Linked DNA regions of Homo sapiens: all the other regions are linked to region 1. Evidence: chromatin loops called from intact Hi-C (ENCODE). Cell type or tissue: PC-3. All regions are shown on one strand. Each heading gives the region's core, and the rest is flanking DNA. Links, peaks and the distances in the headings are about the cores only.

Evidence for each region. Hi-C counts contacts between places; a loop is a spot of excess contacts. Peaks named below come from ENCODE experiments on the same cell type or tissue, not always from the same donor. Only the 100,000 strongest peaks of a DNase experiment are listed, where the experiment ranks them.
Region 2: a loop joins it to region 1, with 9 times the contacts of the local background. A loop is called at or near these places in 71 of 110 quality-filtered maps.
Region 3: a loop joins it to region 1, with 5 times the contacts of the local background. A loop is called at or near these places in 6 of 110 quality-filtered maps.

The regions. Positions count from the first base shown.
Region 1 is chr17:63,405,381-63,411,912 of GRCh38, reverse strand. It overlaps TANC2 (tetratricopeptide repeat, ankyrin repeat and coiled-coil containing 2), which reads right to left. Exons shown (of 28, transcript NM_001394998.1): 21 at 5,636-5,759; 22 at 227-402. All of the region lies in intron 2 of LOC105371856 (a long non-coding RNA gene), which reads left to right. Among named protein-coding and RNA genes, the nearest start is that of CYB561, 38 kb to the left of the region's middle. In PC-3, for the core only: CTCF peaks have their summits at 4,785, 4,986 (motif pointing right), 5,883 and 6,085 (motif pointing left); DNase peaks (open chromatin) are centred at 4,992 and 5,942; H3K27ac peaks cover 556 bases.
Region 2 is chr17:63,078,681-63,087,186 of GRCh38, reverse strand. The region is part of intron 3 of TANC2 (tetratricopeptide repeat, ankyrin repeat and coiled-coil containing 2); the gene reads right to left. Among named protein-coding and RNA genes, the nearest start is that of TANC2, 120 kb to the right of the region's middle. In PC-3, for the core only: CTCF peaks have their summits at 4,526 and 4,731 (motif pointing left); no DNase peak of the experiment used is centred there.
Region 3 is chr17:63,271,926-63,280,431 of GRCh38, reverse strand. All of the region lies in intron 9 of TANC2 (tetratricopeptide repeat, ankyrin repeat and coiled-coil containing 2), which reads right to left. Among named protein-coding and RNA genes, the nearest start is that of CYB561, 170 kb to the left of the region's middle. In PC-3, for the core only: no CTCF peak of the experiment used is centred there; a DNase peak (open chromatin) is centred at 4,891; H3K4me3 peaks cover 543 bases; H3K27ac peaks cover 2,500 bases.

The sequences.
Region 1 (6,532 bases), core at 4,031-6,530:
TTTTCAACTGCTGGCCTACCCCAGGCTATGCTGCCATGTATTTCAGGCCTTAGCTATATCCTTGATCTTTAACAGCATTTTGAATATTCTTGCTCTCTAGCAAGTATAGATCTGAGAGCTCTGTATCAGGAATCATCAATACATCACTCCACTTTCAACCCCAGGTAGTATGGATGGAGAATAGCCCCTCTCTCTGCTCTCTTGAGGCTTGTTTAAAGGTACTTACCACCTCAGCATCGCCATAGAAAGCTGCCAGATCCAGTGGGGTACGGCCATTCTTGTCAGCATGGTCTGTGGCAGCTCCGTTATCCACCAGAGAACGTACTACTGAGAGATGGCCCTTCAAACAAGCCCAGCTGAGGGCTGTCAATCCTTCTTTGTCCATAAGAGCAATGGAGGCACCTGCAAAGGCAAGTGATAGCACAGGGCTGAGGAGACATGGAATCACACAGCAGGAGGGGAAGTACGCTGAAGGGGCATGCTCCTGCAAAGAACACTGCTCGTTTCTGGACTATTTCCATTTTAAGACTGATGCTGGTATGCCAGTTGTATCTCAACTGTTAAAAGTTCATCCTATAAGCTTTCAATAAAACAGATTCCAGTCGTTTTACTGAGTATTCAGGGTCATCCACAGTCTATTCCTAATTACTCTCTATACCTGTTTTATTATTCCCCTGTGAGAATCCTCCACTTTGGCCAAATGGATGTGCTCACTGCCTCTCGGATCTCCCGTCAATCCTCCCGCATCCTCACTCTCTGCCTCTCGGATCTCCCGTAAATCCTCCTGCATCCTCACTCTTGGTCATGCTGCTCCATGTGTGGAAGAGCTTTTCTTCCCCCATGACTTGCCTCACTTCTCATTCTCTAGGAACTATCTCCATCCTCCTGCCTCTAAGAAGCTTCTCACAGTTCACTGCTACCTCATCTTAAGTATGCTTAACATAAGTCAACTTATTCCATTATTTCTTTTTATGTATACTATTTGCATGTAATAAATTCTCAATGAGCATTTTCTTCTGCTTCTTTTTTTTTTTTTTTTTTTTTTTTTTTTTGAGATGGAGTCTTGCTCCGTTGCCCTGGCTGGAGTGCAGTGGCCCAATCTTGGCTCACTGCAACCTCCACCTCCCGGGTTCAGACAATTCTCCTGCCTCAGCCTCCTAAGTAGCTGGGATTAAAGGCATGCACCACCATGCCTGGCTAATTTTTGTATTTTTAGTAGAGATGGGGTTCACCATGTTGGCCAGGCTGGTCTTGAACTCCTGACCTCAAGTGATCCACCTGCCTCGGCCCTCACTGCACCAGAGTTCGGTGAATGTTTTCTGAGCTGAGCAGAAGCCTTCCATTGATAATAGTGCTAACTCCTTGAGACAGTCTCATCAAATAGGAGCCCAGGACATGTTTGTCATTGATCACGATGCCAGGGCCCCTTCTCCCTCCCCAGGTGGGGGAAATAAACACGAGAGGACACTGAGCCCAGGACAAGAAAGAAATCTAGAGTTTAATCTAATAAAGTTAAATTCATAGAATCAAAGAATAAAATGGTGGTTACCAGAAACTAGGAGATGGGGGGGGGGGATTGGAGAGATGTTGGTCAAAGACACAAAATTCACTTAGAAAGAAGAAATAAGTTCAAGAGATCTACGGTACTAGTTACTAACTAGTACACTAAATCTACTCTATAGTTAACTATAGTCATAGTGATAGTTAATAACAATATATACTTGAAAACTGTTGTGAAAGTACATTTTAAGCATTTTCACCAGAAGAAAAAAGTGTGTAAGGTAATGCACACATTAAGTAGCTTGATTTAGCCATTCCACAATGTATACATATACAGCTTGAGTATCCCTCATCTGAAAATCTGATTTCAGAAATGCTCCACAATCTGAACCTTTTTGAGCACCAACATGACACTCAAAGGAAATACTCATTGCAGCATTTTGGATTTCACATTTTTGGATTAGAAATGCTCAACCAGTAAGTATAATGCAAATACTTCAAAATGCAAAAAATAAAATCCCAACAGAAGTGTTTCAGATAAGCGATATATAACTAAGCATTTCAGATAAGGGATATACAGCCTGCATCAAAACATCATGTTGTACACCATAAATACTGTTCCTTTTTATGGTTAGATATGTTTAGCTACACAAATACCACTGTGTTACAACTGTTTACAGTAACTCAGTGCAGTTAATACGCTGTACAGGTTTGTAGCCTAGGAGCACCAGGCTATACTATACAGCCTAGGTGTGTAGTAGGCTATACCATCTAGGATTGTGTAAGTGCACTCTATGATGTTTACAAATGACAAAATCACCTAAGGACACAATTCTTGGAATGCATTTCTCTGAACATCTCCCCTTTGTTAAGTGATACATAACTGCATATACCATTTTTACTTGTCAATTAAAAAAATAAATATTTGGCTGGGTGCAGTAACTCACACCTATAATCCCAGCACTTTTGGAGGCCGAGGTGGGAGGACTGCTTGAGGCCAGAAATCTGAGACCAGCCTGGGCAACATGGTGAGACTGTCTCTACAAAAAACTAAAAAATTAGCCAGGTGTGGTGGTGGTGTGAGCCTGTAGTCTTAGCTACTAGGAAGGCTGAGATGGGAGGATGAGATGGGAGGATCGCTTGAGCCCAGGGGTTCCAGGCTTTGGTGAGCTATGATCAGGCCACTGCACTCCAGCCTGGGTGATGGAGTGAGACCTTGCCTCTAAAAAAAGACAAAAACAAAAACAAAAAACAAATACAAATAAACAAAAAATTCAGAGTTTAAACTACTCAGCCTTATTCAATAACTCCATCCCCACTTTTAAATTCTCCACCCACCCTTTCATATTCTGGATCTGTTTCCCTTCAACATTTCTATTTTCACTTGAAAGGATCAAGCATACCTGACATGCTGTTTTGTAATCAGTCTAAAATCCAATATACATTTGGTTCTTAAGACCCAGACTGTAAGGCCTTCAATGGTAAGAAGCGAATCATTTACTTGCTAGAAGAGTACCTAAGACAACGCTTTTCACACAGTAGGCATGTCATATTTAACTACATCAGAGATCAACTTACTGCACCAGGACACTTGGCTGCCCCCTCAGCTGGACAGGATTCGGATGTCAGCTCAAGCTTAGCACCTGCCACAGCAGGCTCAGGGTTTACTCAGCAGTTATCTAGCCTATCACCTTTGCATCTCTGGAGGTCATTAGAGTCTATGGTTTCCCACAGGAGGATGAAAAGCTGGAAGGGACCATCCCTTAATCCTGATGAGAGCCATTTATGTAATGGTATAGTTTGCAATTAAAACACTGACTCTAATATGGAATAAGTTTAAATACGGAACAGAATCCAAGGCGTTTTCTCAGATGCAACATCTATAAATTTCCTGGACAAAGTATCCAGTGGAGGAAAGAGTAGGATAAGAAAGTTTTGGATGTACATTACAGATGAACTGATTTTTCCAAAGATAAGGAAAGAGAAGAAATTAAAAGGAGATACACATGAAACAAATCCATAATATGTTAAATACTTCCAAAATCCAATTTGTAATCTTCCTCTTCTCTCTTTTCTTTCTCATGCAGTTAATGAAATCACAATTCTCCCAAATGTCCGTCTTACAACTCTGGAGTTATCTTTAACTGTTCTATCCTTATTTCCTACATCTAATCAGGCTTCATATCCAAAATACCTCTTGCACATAGCCCTTTTTTGTTCTATGCTGAAAGCTACTGCCCTTGGGTTAGGACCTCATTATGCCTCATATGTTCCATTACGATGGCTTCCTAACTGATCTCCTGGCTCCTTTGTCAAATCTGCTGTTCACATACTGCCAGAGTGATTGTTTTTAAAGCATAACTCTGCCATCAATTCCTTATTTAAAATTTTTAAAGCCTCCCCAGATTCCTTTAGAATTAAGTCCAGATTCTTCTAACTTGGTCCTTTTCCATTTCCACATACCTTTCCAATTTTATTTTCCGTAGTCCCCTTACATTTTACTAGACAGCTTGCATATTTCTCCAAACCTGTCATTCCTCTTTGGCCTTTCATCTATGTTACTTCCTCTCCCTAAATACAAAACATTTTTCCTCTTCGAATTTCAAAGTCTGTCCTAGTCTAACTCAACGGACGCCTGTATCAGAGCACTCAGGATTCTCCGCTTTTTAAGGCATTTATCTTTGTTTCATCTCTTCCCTGCCACATTATAGACCCTTTGAGGGCACAGGTTATAGTGTATTAATTAAAAAAATCAGAACCACTCATAGTTCCTAGTATAGTGTTCTGCTAATAACATAGCCTAAATAAATCTTTGTTGAATTCATTAAGCCTCTAAGTGTGGAAAAAAATGAAACAGTCCAAAGATGAAAATGTCTTCACTGGTAAGGGAGAACAAATACCTGGAATCTATGGCTACGGAGCCTCTACTGGCACATGACAGGTACTTTGCAGCTATCTAAAGGTTATCAGTGGCTCAAGAGTTCCTGCCTCTTTCAGTGGACTTGGTTTGTTCTGGAATATTACTCTGGACACATCTTATCTTGAGAATCTAGGCCCAACCTTCCTCCTCCTTGCTTCCCCAGCAGAATGAAGGGAGAGAGCATGAAGCCAAATTTCTTTGGTAGCTTATATGGGGAAGGCAAGAGCCACTTCGCACCCTGTAAGAGCAACTCTCTGATTCTGACCCAGCCTTGAGTCTGAGTCTGTGGAAAAAAATCTTACTTAAGGGATACAGCTAAAGATCCAGTAAGTCTCTGACTGAGCTGTAGTTTGAAATCTTAGAAGAAACCTAATTTCTTCCTAATTAAACTACCCTCAGCTGCTCTGGCCTAGGCATAATTCTTCAGGAGGTTGGTTTTCTTGAAGGAAAGTACATGTGCTTGTGGATGTAATTACCGACATTTGCGTCCAGTTTACTAATAGTGGAGGCTAACTGGAATGACTGCCTCTGTCTCTTGCTTCAAGTAAATGCTCAAGCTCCACTAGATGGCACTGCAGAGTCACCAGTGATGAGCTTTTTCTACTACAGAGGTCCATCATCAGCAGCCACTGTTATGCACAGGTGATAGAGGTCACAGCAACCAACAGGAGCCTGACGTACTTTATGATGGTGGTGTGATCATCATCTCCTTTAACTTATTTCCCATTCACCAGGAATTTGTGGATGTTGGTAAGTGTCAAAAGGAATTTATTACTACAGGGTAATAATCTTGATCCCCCAAATAGCATCCCAGAGTCAGCAGGGATCTTCACTGGCATTTGCCTCCTTTGAATTCAAGAAAAATATTAGTTGTGCAGGCTTACAAAAGAATTGATAAAGTCAGAACACAATCCCCGGAAGATGAACATTTATTGAGTATATATTTTTAAAAAATCAAAGTTTGGAGACTACTGATCTGAATGAGAATTTAGAATATGTTAATTTCATTTAAATCCCTCAAGTCATAAGGAAATAGAGAGTATCAGAGTTAAAAACATTACACTGAATACAAGAGGGGAGGAGATAGCCTTTCATTTTCCAACCAACTGGATTAATATCTGTTCTTAGCATCTCCTGGGATCCATTGCTGGAAATCATGAGTTCACCAGGTAATTATGGAAACTGGCCAGCCAGCTCTAGCATTCCAAGACTAACCTTGTGCAAGCAGAAAGTCCACGGTTCCTAGATGGCCTTCGGAAGCAGCCATCATCAGGGGAGTGCGGCCCTGCTTGTCTGCCATGTTGACATCAGCTCCATGGGTGAGTAAAAGATCAACAATCTGCAAGTGCAGAGAAACAGGGACCAATTAGCCCAAAGAAGAGCTGCTGAGAAGACACGTGCACACTATCTCTTACTCTGTAGGAATTCCTACTGCTGTACGAGTCACCCATGTATCTTTCCACTTCCCCCATAAGTACCTGTATAGTCCTAGTACCATGTGATTTAATCTCTCTCAGGGACAGTCAAATGAGAAGGATTCAACTCTCAATGTCTGACTCAGCTACTAAGTAAAAAAGAACTTAACAAAGGCCAAGATGTAGGATTAAACAATCCCATAGCGGAAGTTCCAACATAAATCACTCCTTTATTGCCCTCTAGTGGTTGCAAATCTGCCTGTAGTTAATACTTGCAACTGAACTGAACATAATCAAGTGACTCTGGTAACTCTTTAGGGCTGTTTGGCTTCTACAGCCTTTTTTCTATTGAAATACTTCTGAAGATTATTATCAGTGTGCTTTCCTTTCCATCCTAAGTGTATAAATTAACATTTATCCAGAATCCAAACATCTAAAAGGATTGTGTTGTTAGAATTTGCATTCACTGTATTTTCTTTTAGTAAGTCTCAGACATCTGCAAGTAAGTGATTAGCAGAAGTCCGCTGAGAAATGAACCTTCCAAGGAGTCTTTGGATGCTGTGAAATGTGAGAAGGAGGTCACTCTATCACCAGGACATAAGTAGTTAGTCCTTCTATACAATCTGTATCAAGTGATGGTTTTGAATGTTAACTGTCGTATTCTCAATTAACCAGAATACTCATAACAAAGGTCCAA
Region 2 (8,506 bases), core at 3,382-5,881, 320 kb after region 1:
ATTAGAAACACACCCAGTTACAGTGTGTCCGGATTTGGTTCCTTCCGATGGGTTTGTGGTCTCACTGACACAGACCTTCGTGGTGATTGTTACAGCTCTTAAAGGTGGCACGGAACCAAGAGTGACCAGCTGCAAGATTTATTGTGAAGAGCAAAAGAACAAAGCTTCCACAGCACAGAAAGGGACGCCAGTGAGTTGCCGCTGCAGGCTGGGGTGGCCAGCTTTTATTTCCTTATTTGTCCCCGCCCATGTCCTGCTGATTGGTCCATTTTACAGAGTGCTGATTGGTCCATTTTATAGAATGCTGATTGGTGCATTTTACAAACCTCTAGCTAGCTACAGAGCGCTGATTGGTGTGTTTTTACAGAGCACTGATTGGTGCATTTTACAAACCTCTAGCTAGCTACAGAGCACTAATGGGTGTGTTTTACAAACCTCTTGTAAGAGAAAAGTTCTCCAAGTCCCCACTTGACCCAGGAAGTCCAGCTGGCTTCACCTCTCAACAGCAGGGATTAAACACCCTGCTATAAACTGGTTCTGACTATAAATGTAAACAATTATGATTAATATGCTATGGGCTTTCATGAAAAAAAGTAGATAACATGCAAGAACAGATGAGTAATATAAGTAGATGGAACTTCTATGAAAGAATAAGAAAACGTACATCAAAAACATTAGAATAGAAATTAAGAATGCCTTTAATGGCCTCATTAGCAGACTGGACGTGGCTGAGGAAAGAGTCTGAGCTTCAGGATATGTCAATAAAAACATTCAAAACTGAAAAGCAAACAGAAAAAAGAACAGAACACCTAAGAACTGTGGAACCACTACAAAAGGTGTAAATATGCATAATGGGAATAACAGAAGAAGAAATATTTAAGGCAATAATGACTGAAGATTTCCCCAAATTAATGTCAGATACCAAACCATAGACCAGAAAGCTCCGAGTACTCCCAGCAGGATAAATGCCAAACAAACTATGCTTCAGTAAAACACATTCAAACTTCAGAAAATCAAAGAGAAACAAAAACATCTTAAACCAGAGGGAAAAAAACCTTACCTACAGGAAAGCAAAGAAAAAATTATTAATATACCTGATATCTCCTCAGAAACAATACAAGAAAAGATAGAATGAAATAAAGTGGTTAAAAAAAAAACAAACCTAGAATTCTATACCCTGCAGAATCATCCTTCAAAAGTGAAGGAGAAATAAAGACTTTCCCAAACAAAAACAGAAAATTTGTTGCCAGAAGACCTGCCTTGCAAGAAATGTTAAAAGTTCTTCAGAGAAATAAAATGATATAGGTCAGAAAGTCTGATCTACATAAAGAAAGGATAAGCCTTAGAGAATGAATACGTGAAGATAAAGACTTTTTAAAAAATTCTTAATTGTTCTAACACATAAGTTGTTCAAAATAATAATAGCAACAATATATTTGATTATGTATGCTTGTGTGTGCTATGTGTATATGTATAATATACATATACACACACACATACAGACACACATGTGCATGTATGCTTGTGTGTGTGTGAGTAAAATAAATGACAACAATGATATAAGGGATGCCAGGGAGGAATTAGGGATATTTTGTTATTACACAGTATCTGTACTACCTGTGAAATAGTACAGTATTATTTGAAAGTGAACTTAAATTTATGTAAATATATATTGCAAATTTTAGGCAGCCACTAAAAAAGGTGAAAAAAGAAGTGATATAAGAAAGGAAAGAAAATGGAATTATATAAAATTTTGAATTAAAACAACAAATGGCAGAAAAGAGTAGAAGACGAATAGAAACTGTGAAGGGCAACAAACAGAAAATAGTAACAAGTATGGCAGATAATAATCCAACTATATCAATAATCACTTCAAAGGTCAATAATCTAAATATACCAATTAAAAGTCAGAGATTGTAACAATGGGTCAAAAAAACAGACCCAACTAATGTGTTACTTACAAAAAACTAACTTTAAAGGAGTCAATTCCCCAACAAGACTTAACAGTCTTGACTGATGAGTATGTAACAAGAGAGAATCAAAACATGAGGCAAAAATGGATAGAACTACACGGATAAATAGAGGAATATACTATTACACTTGAGACTTTGACAGCCTTCTATCAGAAATGGACAGATCCAGCAGGCAGAAAATCAGTAAGGACACAGTTGAACTCAACAGCACCATCCATCAACTGGTTATAATGGACACCTATGGACTACTTCACATTACAACAGCAGAATACACATTCTTTTCAAGCGCACATGGAATGTTCATTACAAGTGAACACATTCTGGGCAATAAAGTACACCTTAACAAACTCAAAAGAATAGAAATCATACAATGGTTGCTCTAAGACCACAACAGAATTAAACTAGAAATCAATAACAGAAAGATAGCTGAAAAATCCCAAAATACTTGGATAGTAAACACACATTTAAATAACACACAGTTCAAAGAAGAAATCTCAAAAGAAATTTTAAAATATTTTGAACTAAATAAAAATACAACTTTTCAAAATCTGCGGGATGCAGTGATAGACTGAAATTTATAGTGCTTAATATATATTAGAAAAGAAAGATCTAAAATCAATAATCTAAGCATCTATCTTAGGAAACTAGAAAAAGAAGAGCAAATTAAATTCAAAGCAAGCAGAAGAAAAGAAATAATAAAAACTAGAGCAGAAATCAATGAAATTGGAAATGGGAATCAATAGAGAAAAATCAACAAAACCAAGTCCTGGTTCTTTGAAAAGAAAAAAAATTGAAAAGATCAATAAAATTGAGGAGCTTCTAGCCAGGCTAAAAAAGAGAGAGAGAGAAAGAGACACAAATTACTAATCCCAGAAATGAAAGAGGGGTATCACCACAGATTTCATGAACATTAAAAGGATAATACAGGAATATTATAAGCAATTCTACACCCACAATTTGATGACCTAGATAAAATGACCAATTCCTTGAAAAACACAATCTGGCAAAATTCTTACAAGAAAAAATAGACAATCTGAATAGGCCTATAACTATTAAATAAATTTAATCAGTAACTGGTAACCTTCCAAAACAGAAAGCACCAGGCCCAGATGGGTTCACTGGTAAATTCTACTAAACATTTATGGAAGAAATTACACATATTCTCTACAATCTTTTTCAAAAGGTAGAAGCAGAAGGACTACTTCCTAACTTATTCTATAAGGTCAGCATTATCCTAATATGAAAACCAGACAGATACAACAAGAACACTACAGAAATTTCTCTCATGAACGTACGTGCAAAAATTCTCAATAAAATATTTACAAATCAAATCCAAAAATGTATAAAAGGAATTACACACCATGACTAAGTGGTATTTATACCAGGTATGCCAGACTAGCTCAACACTTGAAAATCAATTAACAAAATCAATCACATGAACAGGCTAAAGAAGAAAAATCACATGATCATATCCATATGATCAGATCCATAAAAAGCATTTGACAATATCCAAAAGCCGTCTGAAGACTGAAAACAAATATTATCAGGCAGACTGGGGAAGGAGCACAGAACTTAAAGTTCTGAAGTGGTACTGAGTTTACTATGTTTTTTCCTTGCATTTTACCTGGCTTGGAGAGCTCAAAACTCAGAGAAGTATCTACTGGGTAAGATCAGAAAAAACTCCAAGAGAATCCCTCCCTTTCTGGTCTGAGGACCAGAAAAAGGGGCCCTTATGGCTCCAAGAGACTGGAGGAAATCTCCCCCTTTTTTTCCCTTTCCCCCTTTTCTTCCATCCCAGTTCCCAGGCGGATATGGTAGTGGTGACTGGGCAAGCACCTGAAGTCTGAGAGAAGGGAATCTTTTTCTCTTATCCCAGGAGTTGTGGTCCCAAGGGTGTGAAGTACATCCTCATTGCTGTTGCTTTTTTCTCTGTCTGTTCTCTCATCACTTGGTCTGGATGAAGACACAGCTACAGGAAGTGACTGGCAGAGTAGTTATGTCATGGCTCTGCATGACACGTAGATGACAACAGCACAGCAGCCCCATTCAGGGGTGGTCCTGAAGGAGTGGTGAAGTGAAGAAGTGAAGCCCTCCCTGTGGCAGAAATTTGAGCAGGGCCTGATTGTCCATTTTGATTGTAAGGAGAGATAACAGAGGTACTGTTCTATACTGACTCATGGACAGTGTTTAATGGTTTTACTGGATATTCAGAGACTTGGAACAATTAGAAAACTGATTACAAAGATATCTGGTGTCAAAGAATTTGGCTGTATCTCTTTGAAAGGGAACACACATGAAGTAATCTATGCCCCATGTGAATACCTGACAAAGAGCAAACACAGCAGAGAAGGGGCTGCTTAACCTGGTAAACAAGATGGCCTGTTCTGGGGACTCAGTCAGTCTCAGCCAATGAAAATGGCCTAACCAGCCACTCTACCCTACCCTCATTAACAAAGGGATGGAGTTTATACATGGACTTAGCAAAATGAACTTCCACTCATCAATACTAATCTAAGGCCACAGCTGAATGATCACCCTACAGTCCATACATGTGCCGGGGGACAGGTAGGTACATATGCCAATATATGGTACCATTCATAGGACGATCAGAAAATTACCTCTCTGCTCATTTCTAGCTCCTTGTGATTTCCCCTTCCTTCTTAATAAATCAACTATAAATTTAAAATAAATTTTGTTACATTATTTACCACTTCTGTGTTTATAGTGTGAAGGTTTTCAGGTTTGTCTTATTCTGCCCCCTTGTGGGAACTAGCTCTTCAAACTTTCACTAGGAAAAAAACATTAAAACCAACTGCTCTTCATATGAAACAAAACAAAAAATGTATCAACTCTATAATAATTTTCCCCAGGCTTTACCAATAGATACCTTCCTAATAATTTCTTATCCAACTGTTTATGACCCTTCAAAAAGACTTACAAAGTTTTTTTATAACTTTTATCTCTTACCAGAAAAATTCACATAAGAATATTTTAAAATAAAATCTTTCTAGATGTTCATACCTTTTCTGAACTTCTTTTTTTTGAGATGGAGTCTCGCTCTGTCGCCCAGGCTGGAGTGTAGTGGCAAGACCTTGGCTCACTGCAAGCTCCGCCTCCCGGGTTCATGCCATTCTCCTGCCTCAGCCTCCCAAGTAGCTGGGACTACAGGCGCCCGCCACCACGCCCAGCTAACTTTTTTTTTTTGTATTTTTAGTAGAGACGGGGTTTCACAATGTTAGCCAGGATGGTCTTGATCTCCTGATCTCGTGATCCACCCGCCTTGGGCCTCCCAAAGTGCTGGGATTACAGGCATGAGGCACCGTGCCCGGCCTTCCAAACTTTTTAGTTGTCATGCTTTTATTCCTTTTCTATCATAAAGGTGAATAAGCAAGGAGCGGCTTCTACAAGGCTTCTAGTGTTAATTGGGCCAATTATCATAAGCTAAATAGTCTATTTAATATGTTCTGATACAAAATGTGCTTGGGGCTACGTATTCCAAGAGCTTAAGATTATAAATTAATTATCATAATCACTTTGCAAATCTGAACACTCATATATGCGGAAACAGTGGAATACATAATGGGTTACTTAGACTATCAACCAATATACAGATTTTAAGAAATTAAGAATTTAAGTATGTTCCTGGAGGGATGGCCATGCTATACTGTTAATTGAGAGAGAAGGGGAGAACTAAAACTGCATTTTATTTTTCAAAAACCTTCAAACTGGTTTATATATGCATACGCATCCTTGCATATGCCAGTATGAGCTCAGAGGAAAACATGGAAAGATACAAACTGAATGTAGGTATTTGTTACTTTAGGAGAGTGGAACAGGAAGAAGCCTTAACATATCCTTTTTAAATGTCTACATTGTTTGGTATAAATTAACTTTTTAAAAAATTAATGAAACTATAACAATACATTCTAAGACATATCCCTAACATTCTAAATAATAATGAATTATTGGCCTCAAGTTGGGGCTACGTATTCCAAAAGGCATCTCAAGTTTAATTTTATAAAAATAGTGTTTTAATTTAAAAAATCTACAACAAATTAAATTTCTGAAGAAATACAGAACAAGCAATAAAGATATTTCAGAGGGATTTATCATTTAAGCTCAGATCTTCCAAATATTATCCAACCACCAACAAACAAATATATACTTTATATATCAGAATGAAAAGGTTCTAAATACATGCTACCAACAATACTGATTTGAAACTTGGGATGTAGATAACTATAAAGCCAGAATATAATATAAAATTAATATTTCCTGTAGGAAAATAATAGTACTTTCACAACACTATTCTGATAATTAAATGAGGATTATGCACCTAGTTTACAACCTGGCACATAAACAGAACGGTCTTATTCATTAGTAATGCTACTATACTAGATATATTCTTATACTGAGATAAAGAAATAATACACTGAATATTGAAATAATTTCCTTGTCACTCTACGTAATTAACCACAGTTGGTTCAATAAAGAAATCACTGTAACTTTCCAGACTGAAGAATAATTTGTGTGTTTCAAGAGCATAAACATCTCATTTCTACTAAATATTTTACATATTTGCAAGGAAAGAGGATCAGAATATAGTATATTTGACAATTTAATATACTAGTTCTATTGACACACCAGCATGTATTAATCAAATAAAGTTGGCTACAAATAATGGAAATCATGCAAAGCCACATCGTCCGCATTTTCCCATCTTCCAGCATGAGCTGGTTTCGTGGACATCATTACACCAGTACACATCTTGTACACCAGAACTCAATGCCTGCATAATGCTATTTTTGCAAAAGAAAATAAAAACTGGGTTTCAATCATATCATGCTGGTTCATCTACCCACTTAATGTCTAGAACCAAGTAAGTTGCTTACATATATATGATCACTAATGAAAAAAATCATTTAATGCAGAAAATGGAGCCAGTAAAACAAACAAAAAAACCAACTCTGATAAAGTAACTCAAGATTTCTGAAATACAGAATCCGAATTCCAGGAATTGTAGTTTCCTTCATCAAACTTGATAACCTAAATACAAGGCACTAGCACTGTTCTGTATGCAAAGACCCTGCTATTAATAAACTCTTACATTACTAGGAAAAATGGAGACCCAATAGACAAATAAGACAAAATATAGTAAGTAATATAGTGCAATTATATATAATACGCTATTGGAAAGTAGAAAATAACCACCTAACCTGCGGCAGTCATACTGGGGTTAAACTAACACAATCAGTTTTACAGTCACATTTCAAGAGCCTGTCTCCCATCTCCTACATATAATAAGCAGAAGACATTGGAGGTCTCTGCCCCTAAACTGGAACAGTGAGTATGAGCATGTTTGAGTCAAAATCCACTGTACCAGAGAGACAGATCAGAGACCAAGGAACTTGTTAACACAAAGGAAAGAAAAGGACCCTCATGCACAGAGGGTAAGACATTGGCACAGTCCAACAGACAACATATATTTCTGCTGCTACTGGAGAAGAAACATGAAATAGAAACTGTATCCACAATCAGGCAGGGCAGATTATCAGGCAGTATGCACCTATATGGGGATCAGCTGTCTACAGCTAGCGTTTGTTCTGAATGAACTAGCATCTGTCCTGGTAGGTTGATGTTCATGCATACTAATTTTAAAATATTTTGAGTGCTATCTATATTGTAATAAAACAGAAGGTTAAGATGAAGTAAGCACACTATGCCTTAACTGAATGTAACTAAAACCCCTGAATATAACTGAAAATCCTGGAAAGAATGATGAACCAGCAATCTGAGACTCAGAAAAGAAAACAATAGTGGGCAAACTGTGGAAGAAAACTAGAACTTAAAGTACAACCAGTTCAGCAATGAGTTTCCAGCTGTTTTTTATGTACCCCAAACCCCAAGCCTGAATCCAAATCCTGGAGCTACACACCAGGAACAAACACAAAGAGATACAAAATAAGTCTTCTCTTTCTGGTTAGAAAGTGGGAATGGAGGGCCTCTATATGGGACTGCGTGAATGGGGGAAATCCCCTGGCTTTTTCTTCTTTTACCTTTCTCATCCAGCCCTGTTCCTAAGCAAGCCCATCTCACAACCAGCAGCTATAGCTGAAGAGACACATAAATCTCTGAGGAAGAGGAATTTTTCTTATCAGAGGACCAGTGGTACAAGGAATGTGACAGAACTGCAAGGAGAAATAGACAAATCCACAGTTATAGCCTGAGATTTCAATATTCCTTGCTGTTCAACAAGTAGAAAGAAAATCGGCAAGAAGATAGAAGACTTAAATAACACTATCAATCAACGTGATCAGGTTGACATTTATAGAACCTTCCACCCTAAAACAGCATAATACACTTTCTTTTAAAGCGCACACAGAACAGTTATTAAAATAGATCATTTCCTGGGCCATAAAACAAGTCTTAACAAATTTAAAATGATTCAACCTACAGAAAGTTTGTCCTCTGATCACAATGAAATTTAAGTAAGAATCAATAAGAGAAAGATATCTGAAAAACTTCCAAATGTT
Region 3 (8,506 bases), core at 3,382-5,881, 130 kb after region 1:
AGCCTACAGTCTATTCTATATAGAGAGTAGGTCAATACCTAAACTGAATTAAAAAAAAACTAGGTTTTACTTTTTTACCCAACAATTAAAAAACATATCTGGGGTTTAGTTTTAACTATTTAGACTGAAAAGTACATTTCATCCTGAGATTTGGCAAATCTGTGAAATTCGAGAGTGTAACAGAATCGTGGAGAGGGTAAGAGAGAAATGAACTAAGTTAGATCTGGATTCTAGTTCATGGTTTATTATTCTATTACCCTGGGCAAGTGGAATTAACTGCTTTTGGAGGCAGTTTCATTAAATGTGAAACAAAGGACTTGGATGAAATCTTTAAGATTCTTTCTTAGTGCTAAAAAAAGCTTTACGTGAATCAGATTTTAAACATATGAGAATTGAGTGATACTGACTATGAACTAACCATGACTCAAATGTTATTTCCCTTGTTCCTTCACAGAATCCCTTTGCCACTTCATTTCTCCCCACTTCCCCATAATCTTTCGTAAAAAACAGGGTCAATGAAGTCAGGCATGTCTCTGAAAAGAACTCTCTAGAGCTGATGATTCTCAATCTAAGACCTTTCTAGAATTTGATCTAAAACTTTTATCTCACTCATAAGACATAGGGGAATAAAAGTTAAAAATGGGTGGGGGGGACTCCTTGGGAACAATCAGTTTATTTTTGAAAACACTATGTTCCTTGTTGAGGTGTCCTTTCTGTACAGTGCTCACCAGTGAGGATTGCTGCACCTAGTCTAAGACTTTCAGTCCTTTGAAAACATTATGTGATATGACAGGTGCTATATAAAAGCATGGGGTTTCAGGAGTTTAGTATTTCCTAGCAAGGCTTAGAGCTTTTTCCTTTTACTAGATCAGCTACACTCTCTATATATCTTAATTTACCTCTCCTTTGGGTCACAATCCTCTGTTTCTAATTTATAGCCCCTAAGATCATTTAACCACAGGTATTATATCAGGGTAGGTTATATGCTCAGACATAACAACTCTGTGACCTTTTGCAAATTACTTAACTCCTCTCTCCATCTTGATTTCTTACTCTGTAAAAGGGGATACATATACCTCATGGGGCTGTCATGATAATGTAGTTATTAGCATGAAACCTGGTACATAGTAAATGCTCAGTAAATGCTAGTGATGGTCATGCTTTCATCCTGTCTTCCCATTCTTGATGACGAACTCTGCTCAAGTCTTTTCACTTTACACATTTCTCAATCACTTTCAGGAGTCTTGGCAGCATCATGGACTTCCCCTCACCTTCACGTTTCAGTGCCATCTGTTGCCTACTCCTGATGTTTGTTCTTCCATAGGGGGAGAGGCTAATTAAAGCACAAAGCTACCCTCTTAAATTTTTAAGTGAATAGTACAGCATGGCTAACTATAAGCACAATGTTGTACAGCAGACCTCTAGAACTTTTTCATCTTTCATGATTGATACTTTATACCCATTGAACAGGAACTCCCCATTTCCTCTTTCCCCCAGCTCCTGGCAACCACTATTCTACTTTCTATTCTGATGGTTACTTTAGATGCCTCATGTAAGTGGAATCATGTCATATTTGTCCTTTTGTGACTGGCTTACTTCATTTAGCAGAATGTTCTCAAGTTTCATTCATATTGTAGCATATTACAGGATCTCTTTTCCATTGATATATAGACCACATTTTCTTGATCCATTCATCCTTTAACATTTAGGTAGTTTCTGTCTCTTGGCAATTGTGAATAATGCTGCAATAAACATAGGAGTGAAAATATCTCTGAGACCCTGATTTCAGTTCTTTTGGAAAAATACCCAGAAGTGGGATTGCTGGATCATATGGCAGTTCTATTTTAAATATCTGATGAACCTCCATACTGTTTTCCATAGCAACTGCACCATTTTACATTCCCACCAACAGTGTATGGGGTTCCAATTTCTCTACATCCTCACCAACACTTGTTATTCTTTCTTTTTTTTTTAAATAATGGCCATGTTAACAGGTGTGAGGTACTATCTCATTATGGTTTTGATTTGCATTTCCCTGACAATAAGTGATATTGAGCATTTTTTCATATACCTATTGGCTATTTGTATGTCTTCTTTGAAGAAATGTCTATGTAAGTCCTTTGTCCATTTTTAAACATTGTTTTGTTGCTACTGAGTTGTAGGAGTTTCTTATATATTCTGGATATTAACTCCTATCAGATACATGGTTTGAAAATATTTTCTCCTATTCCATAGATTGCCTTGTTACTCTGTTGCTTCTCCTTATCCTTCTCCTTAAGACAGGTCCTCATTCTGTCAGCCATGCTGGAGTGTGGTGACACAATCATAGCTCACTGAAGCTGCAGCCTTGGACTCAAGTGATCCTCCTGAGTAGTTGGGACTACAGGCGTGTACCACCGTGCATGGCTAATTTTTAAAGTTTTTGTAAAGACAGGTCTCACTATGTTGCCCAGGCTGGTCTCGAATTCCTAGCCTCAAGTGATCCTCCTGCCTCAGCCTCCCAAAATGATGGGAATACAGGCACGATCCACTGTACCCGGCCTGTTACCTCTTTTTAAGTACTAAAAATACTGATGCCAAATACTGATGACTCATCTGGCATAGAAATAATTTTAGTCTTTGTTTTTTTTTTTGCTGAATTAATAAAATTCATTAAGCATTGTGTTGGCATGTTCTTATACATTATCTTACTATCTCTGTTCCTTTAGTTCTTTTCCATTACATGTTCCATTTCATTGTCCATCTGGCAGTGTCTATTCTTTAAATTTTTTTTTTTTAGCTTTTCTTAAGTATCAATGAGTTAATTTTAAAGGTAATAAACTGTAACTTGTTTTCTTCAAAACTGCTTTTAAATGTTGCTAATTTCTATTCCTGCACACTAACTGAACAAGGATGCTGGCAATGATAACTTAAGACAGAGAAATGACATGATTCTGAGCTGCATTTTAGAAAGATTACTTTGGCAGCCAGGCATTATACTGATTAGATGACAGAAAGACCAGAGAAGCAGAAAAGATAACTGATGGGTCTTCGGCTTAATACCGGGGTGACGAAATAATCTGTACAACAAACCCCCGTGACACAAGTTTACTTATGTAATGAACCTTCACACGCACCCCGGAACCTAAAATAAAAGTTAAAAAAAAAAAAAAAGAAGAAGATGGAAAGACCAGAGGAGGGAGGCAAGCTAATTAGCAATATTGAGAATGGAGAATATGGAAAGAATGTGAGAAACTCTGTGAGAGCTGAACCCTCAGGGTCTGGTCCTGACTGCATATAGGAGATAATGTAGATGGTGCTTCAATGCTGACTCCAAGATTTAAAGCTCAAGTGAGAGGAAAACTGAAGTACTATTTAGGAAGAGAGGAGTCGAAGCTGGTTTGGGTGAATGAATCAAGTATCCTCTCTGACCACAGCTCCTGCTGAAATATTCAACAGTCTTTGCCATCTCCAATACCGCAGAGTACAGAGTATCTACCATAAGCCAATGTACTGCTATTACTGTATTACCGATTGCTTTTTATATTAAGTTGTCTATGACATAGTTTCCTTATTACCACTACTTAAAGAGTTGTGAGGATTAAATAAGAATATGTTTAAAGCTCTAAGCACTGTGCCCACAAAGAGTAAGAACTCCAATAAATGTATGCTATCACTTTTACACCTTTTGAAGAGTGTCTCACTGTTAACATTTGTCTTAGTGTTTTAAAAAGTCCATTGCCTTCTATTAATGTGGGGATAAAAAAGGGGGAAGGCTTATTTTACTCTGAAAAAAATCTTACTTTGAATCTTTGAATAACTTCCATATTAAATTTCAGCTTTCTGACATTGGTCTTATGGGAAAACATTTGTTGAGAAAAATCTGCAGTCACTGCTGAGTGGAATTTTCAGAAAGAGAACAAAGATCTTTGGAGAACAGTTAAAAAAAAAAAAAAAAGAAAGGGAAAACCCAATTCTCCCAAAGGTTGCTGCTTTTTTATATGCTTCCTCACATTTAATACCTGAAAATGTAGAGAAAACATAAAACAGTAAAGGTTTTAAAATAGGAAATATTTGATAAAATATTTATAACTATGGCAATACAGTTGTTTTAAGTATTGTGCTCTTAGAGTGTTGGCTTTTAAGGTGATATACAACATTTATTTTTGGGAATATAAAAACTGGGTATTTTAATTCGTTGAAATTTAAGATAAAACATTTTAAAGTGAACTCTCATTGATGAAATAGCCTTTCGTTTGTGGCCTTAAAATGAAATCATCTAGTTCTGTAATTTTATGAGCATCTGGGGAAGTTATTTCACAACAAACCTTTTATATACTACAAGATTAAAAAACTTAGATCATTTTACTGAATTACAAAATTTTTTTGCAAAGTCTTATCTAAGTAAATTTATTGGCATTATGGTTACTTTAATAGACCTAGTCACTTTTGAGGAAAATAATAAGATTAATTGGGAAGTTTATTCTTTAATTTAGATCAAAACATCAAAATAGGTTAAGAGTGTGTTATTTTTCTTTACTGCACTCAAGGCATTTTAAAGTATTTCCAGTGAGATATCTTGCAGAGTTAGATGTCATGATGAGAGTTTTGTTCATGTTACTTCACAGTCTTCTCTGCAGAAGAGCTGGTTGGGGGTGAGGGGAACAACCTCATACAACTAAAACTTACAATCTACCCATATAATATTTACTATAGGAAGTTATGTGCATGCAACCTTATCCTTGGGTTTTGAATCTACTTAAGAAAATTTAATCTTACTTGTAGGGATGAAATAATGAACAATGAGGTAGAAAAGACTGATGGAAATATTCCCTTGTAAATGTGAGAGCCAGCCAGGCAATGATCAAGATGACTAAGCAACCTCAGGGATGTGTGACTCAGTAGGCTAATGTAAGAGCATTTAGCTTCATGACATGCATCTTAGTCATCATCATAAAGGATTCATTGTTTCAGAACAGTACGGGACTCATAAATGGTGTGAAGCACAGATTTGATAAAAATTAAATTTATTGCTTTGATAAAACCAAGTTAACTGTGGCAGGGCCAATTTCACATAAATTCTGCCAATGAATCAGACTATCATTTGTACATATGCCCTCCAACCTAGTGTCTATTAAAGTAGCTAATAACTAAACACAAAGCCTCTGAATGGCTTTTTATGTAATGAGATTTAGTAAAAGTTCTAAGGAAACCACCATATATTGAGAAATGAAGTTTTAATTAGCAATATATAATTTCTTCAAGTAGAAGAGTGTGGTTGTAACTTAAGACCAGGCAGGTTAGGGTCTCAATATTAATAATTTGTTGTTAATTTAACCCACGTAGCTACCATTCAAAGTCACTATGCTACAATTTGCCTTGTATATTTTAACTCCTCCTGGTTCCCTTTATATAATCCATCATAAGATTTATTACATTTATCCATAAAAATAAACTATTTCTTCCTTCCTTGTAATAGGCAGCAAACTTAGTTTCTATCTTTCTCTGCGGAATGAGAGAGCTTTCATTAAGATGATCAGAAAGAGTGGACATTTTCAGGTGGATAATTTTTAGCATAACTCCACATTAACCTAATGGTGATTAAATTTAAAAACATGAAGCCAAAAATAATTAAAACAATTTTTTTGAGACTGTTGCCCAGGCTGGAGTGTAGTGGCACGATCTTGGCTCACTGCAACCTCCACCTCCCAGGTTCAAGTGATTCTTAAGTCTCAGCCTCCTGAGTAGCTGGGACTATGGGCCCACGCCACCATGCCTGGCTAATTTTTGTATTTTTTTAAAGTAGAGATGGGGTTTTACCATGTTGCCCAGGGTGGTCTCGAACTCCTGACCTCAGGTGATCCCTCCACCTTGGCCTCCCAAAGTGCTGGGATTACAGGTGTGAGCCACCATGCCTAGCCTAATTTTAAAATTTTAAGTTAAAAACTTTATTAGTTAAATTAATTCAAATTAATATCTATCAAAGACATTAGGCTTTGGGACTAGAAAAGGCGCTTGTAGTAGGTTAGCTAGCTATATACTCTGTACTAGTACACAATCTTCTATGACTTTTATCATTAGTATTCAAGCTCTTGGATGGTTGACAGCTAGGAATCTGTTAAGTTGCTTTGGACAGTTGACTCACATGACCTCTCCCCCGTTGGGCCGGGTTTCTGGAAATATCAATTTTTGTAGAACAGTTGTTCAAAACAGCTGTCTTGAAGAGTGAAAAAAAAAAAGGACTTTTTAACTAATGAAGCAATGTTGATGTTAATATCCCACTTGGAGATGTTATCCCAACTTCTGCTTCAGCAGTCAAAAGACTACCATTATCATCAAACAACTGCAGTTACTATTAAGGCACCTGTTAAATTAATTATGCCTGTATTGTTAAATCATGTTCATGAATAACATGTAACCAGCTCTCAAACTACGCATTTTTGCACTTTTGTAAATAGACTGATGGACCTTGAGGCATAAAGCTTATCTTCAATTACAATGACATCCTCTAAACTAGTGGTTTTAAAAGTGTGATCTGCAAAATCACCTGCAAGGTTTAAGACACGGCTTGCCAGCCCCATTCTCAGAATTTCTGATTCAGTAGGTGTGGAATGGGGCTAAAGAATCTGCATTTCTGAAAACTTCCTAGATAATGCCACTCCTGCTGGTCCCAGGACCACACTGTGAGAGCCACTAAGCTCGCCTACTGCAATAGTCTCAGTGAGAGGCAGTATTGAAGGAGGTGAAAAGTAGTTGGATTTGGGAGCTCTTTGGAGGTGTAGAGCCAACAAAACTTGTTTTTAAACATTGTGATCCTAAAATAAAATAAAAGCGTCATCTGGGGATCCCTAGATTCTTGAGATATGTTCTTGGAGTTTGCAAAGTCAAAACTATATTTACAGTACTAAGAGGTTATTTGCCTTTTTCCACTCTCATTCTTTCACAAGTGTACAGTGGAATTTTCCACAGCTTACATAACTTTAACATGTAATGGGTCTATTATTTATAAAAAAATGAATAAATGAGTTATTTCAACAATCCCTATTATTATTTTAAAACATTATTTTAAACAAAGTATATTTAACATATTATTTTTAATTTCTAATATGATAATATCAATTTATCCCATATAAATATAAGCTCAATAATTTTTTAAAAATGAGACAGGGTCTCCTTCTATCACCCAGACTGGAGTGCAGTGGAGCAATAATGGCTCATGGCTCACTGTAGCTTTGGCCTCACAGGCTCAAGTGATCCTCCCACCTCTGCCTCCTGAGTAGCTAGGACTACCACCATGCATGGCTAATTTTTAAATTTTTTTGTAGAGACAGGGTTGTTGCCTAGGCTATGTTGCCTATGTTGCCTAGGCTGGTCTTGAACTTCTGGCTCAAGTAAGCCTCCCACCTTGGCCTTCTAAGGTGCTGGGATTACAGGGACAGCCATAGCCGCCTGTGTAATTTTTTTATGAGTATAAAAGGCTCCCGGGACCAAAAAGTTTGAGAAACACTGCTCTTAACAGAATAGTACAAGATTCTGCCTATATGAAGTTCCCAATCAATGCATGGCTTGTCACCTCAAATGTTCTTTGGACATACATCCAGAGGATATTATTTCAGACACTCTCTACACTTGAAATCAGTCAGTCAATAAACTTAGTTATCTACTGGGTATACTACAGTGTATATAAGCATTAACTACCATCTCTAGGATCATTTAAAACCAGAATTGTGATTAAAAAACTATTTCAGAATAAAATACCTAGGAATACAGTTAACCAGGTAGGTGAATTATCTCTATCAGGAGAACTTCAAAACACTGCTCAAAGAAATCAGAGATGACACAAACAAATAAAAAAAATTTCATGCTCATGAATAGGAAGAATCAATGTCGTTAAAATGGCCATACTGCCAAAAGTAATTGGTAAGATTCAATGTTATTCTTATCAAACTGCCAATGACACTCTTTACAAAACCAGAAAAAATTATTTTAAAATTCATATGGAACCAAAAAGAGAGCCCAAATAGCCAAGGTAATCCTAAGCAAAAAGAACAATGCTGGAAGCACCACACTACCTGATTTCAAACTATACTACAGGACTGCAATAACCAAAACAGCATGGTACTGGTACAAACAGACGCATAGACCAACCGAACATAATAGAGAACCAGGAAATAAGACTGCAAACCTACAACTACCTGGTCTTCAATAAAACTGACAAAAACAAGCAATAGGGAAAGGACTCCCTATTTAATAAGTGGTGCTGGGATAACTGGCTAGCCATATGCAAAGACTGAAACTGGATCCCTTCCTTACACCACATAAGAAAATTCACTCAAGATGAATTAAAGACTTAAATGTAAAACCCCAAACTATAAAAACCTGGAAGACAACCCAGGCAATACCATTCTGGATAAAGAAATAGGCAAAGATTTAAAGATTTCATGATGAAGCCACCAAAAGCAATTCCAACAAAAGCAAAAATTGACAAACAGGATCCAATTAAACTAAAGAGCTTCTGCACAGCAAA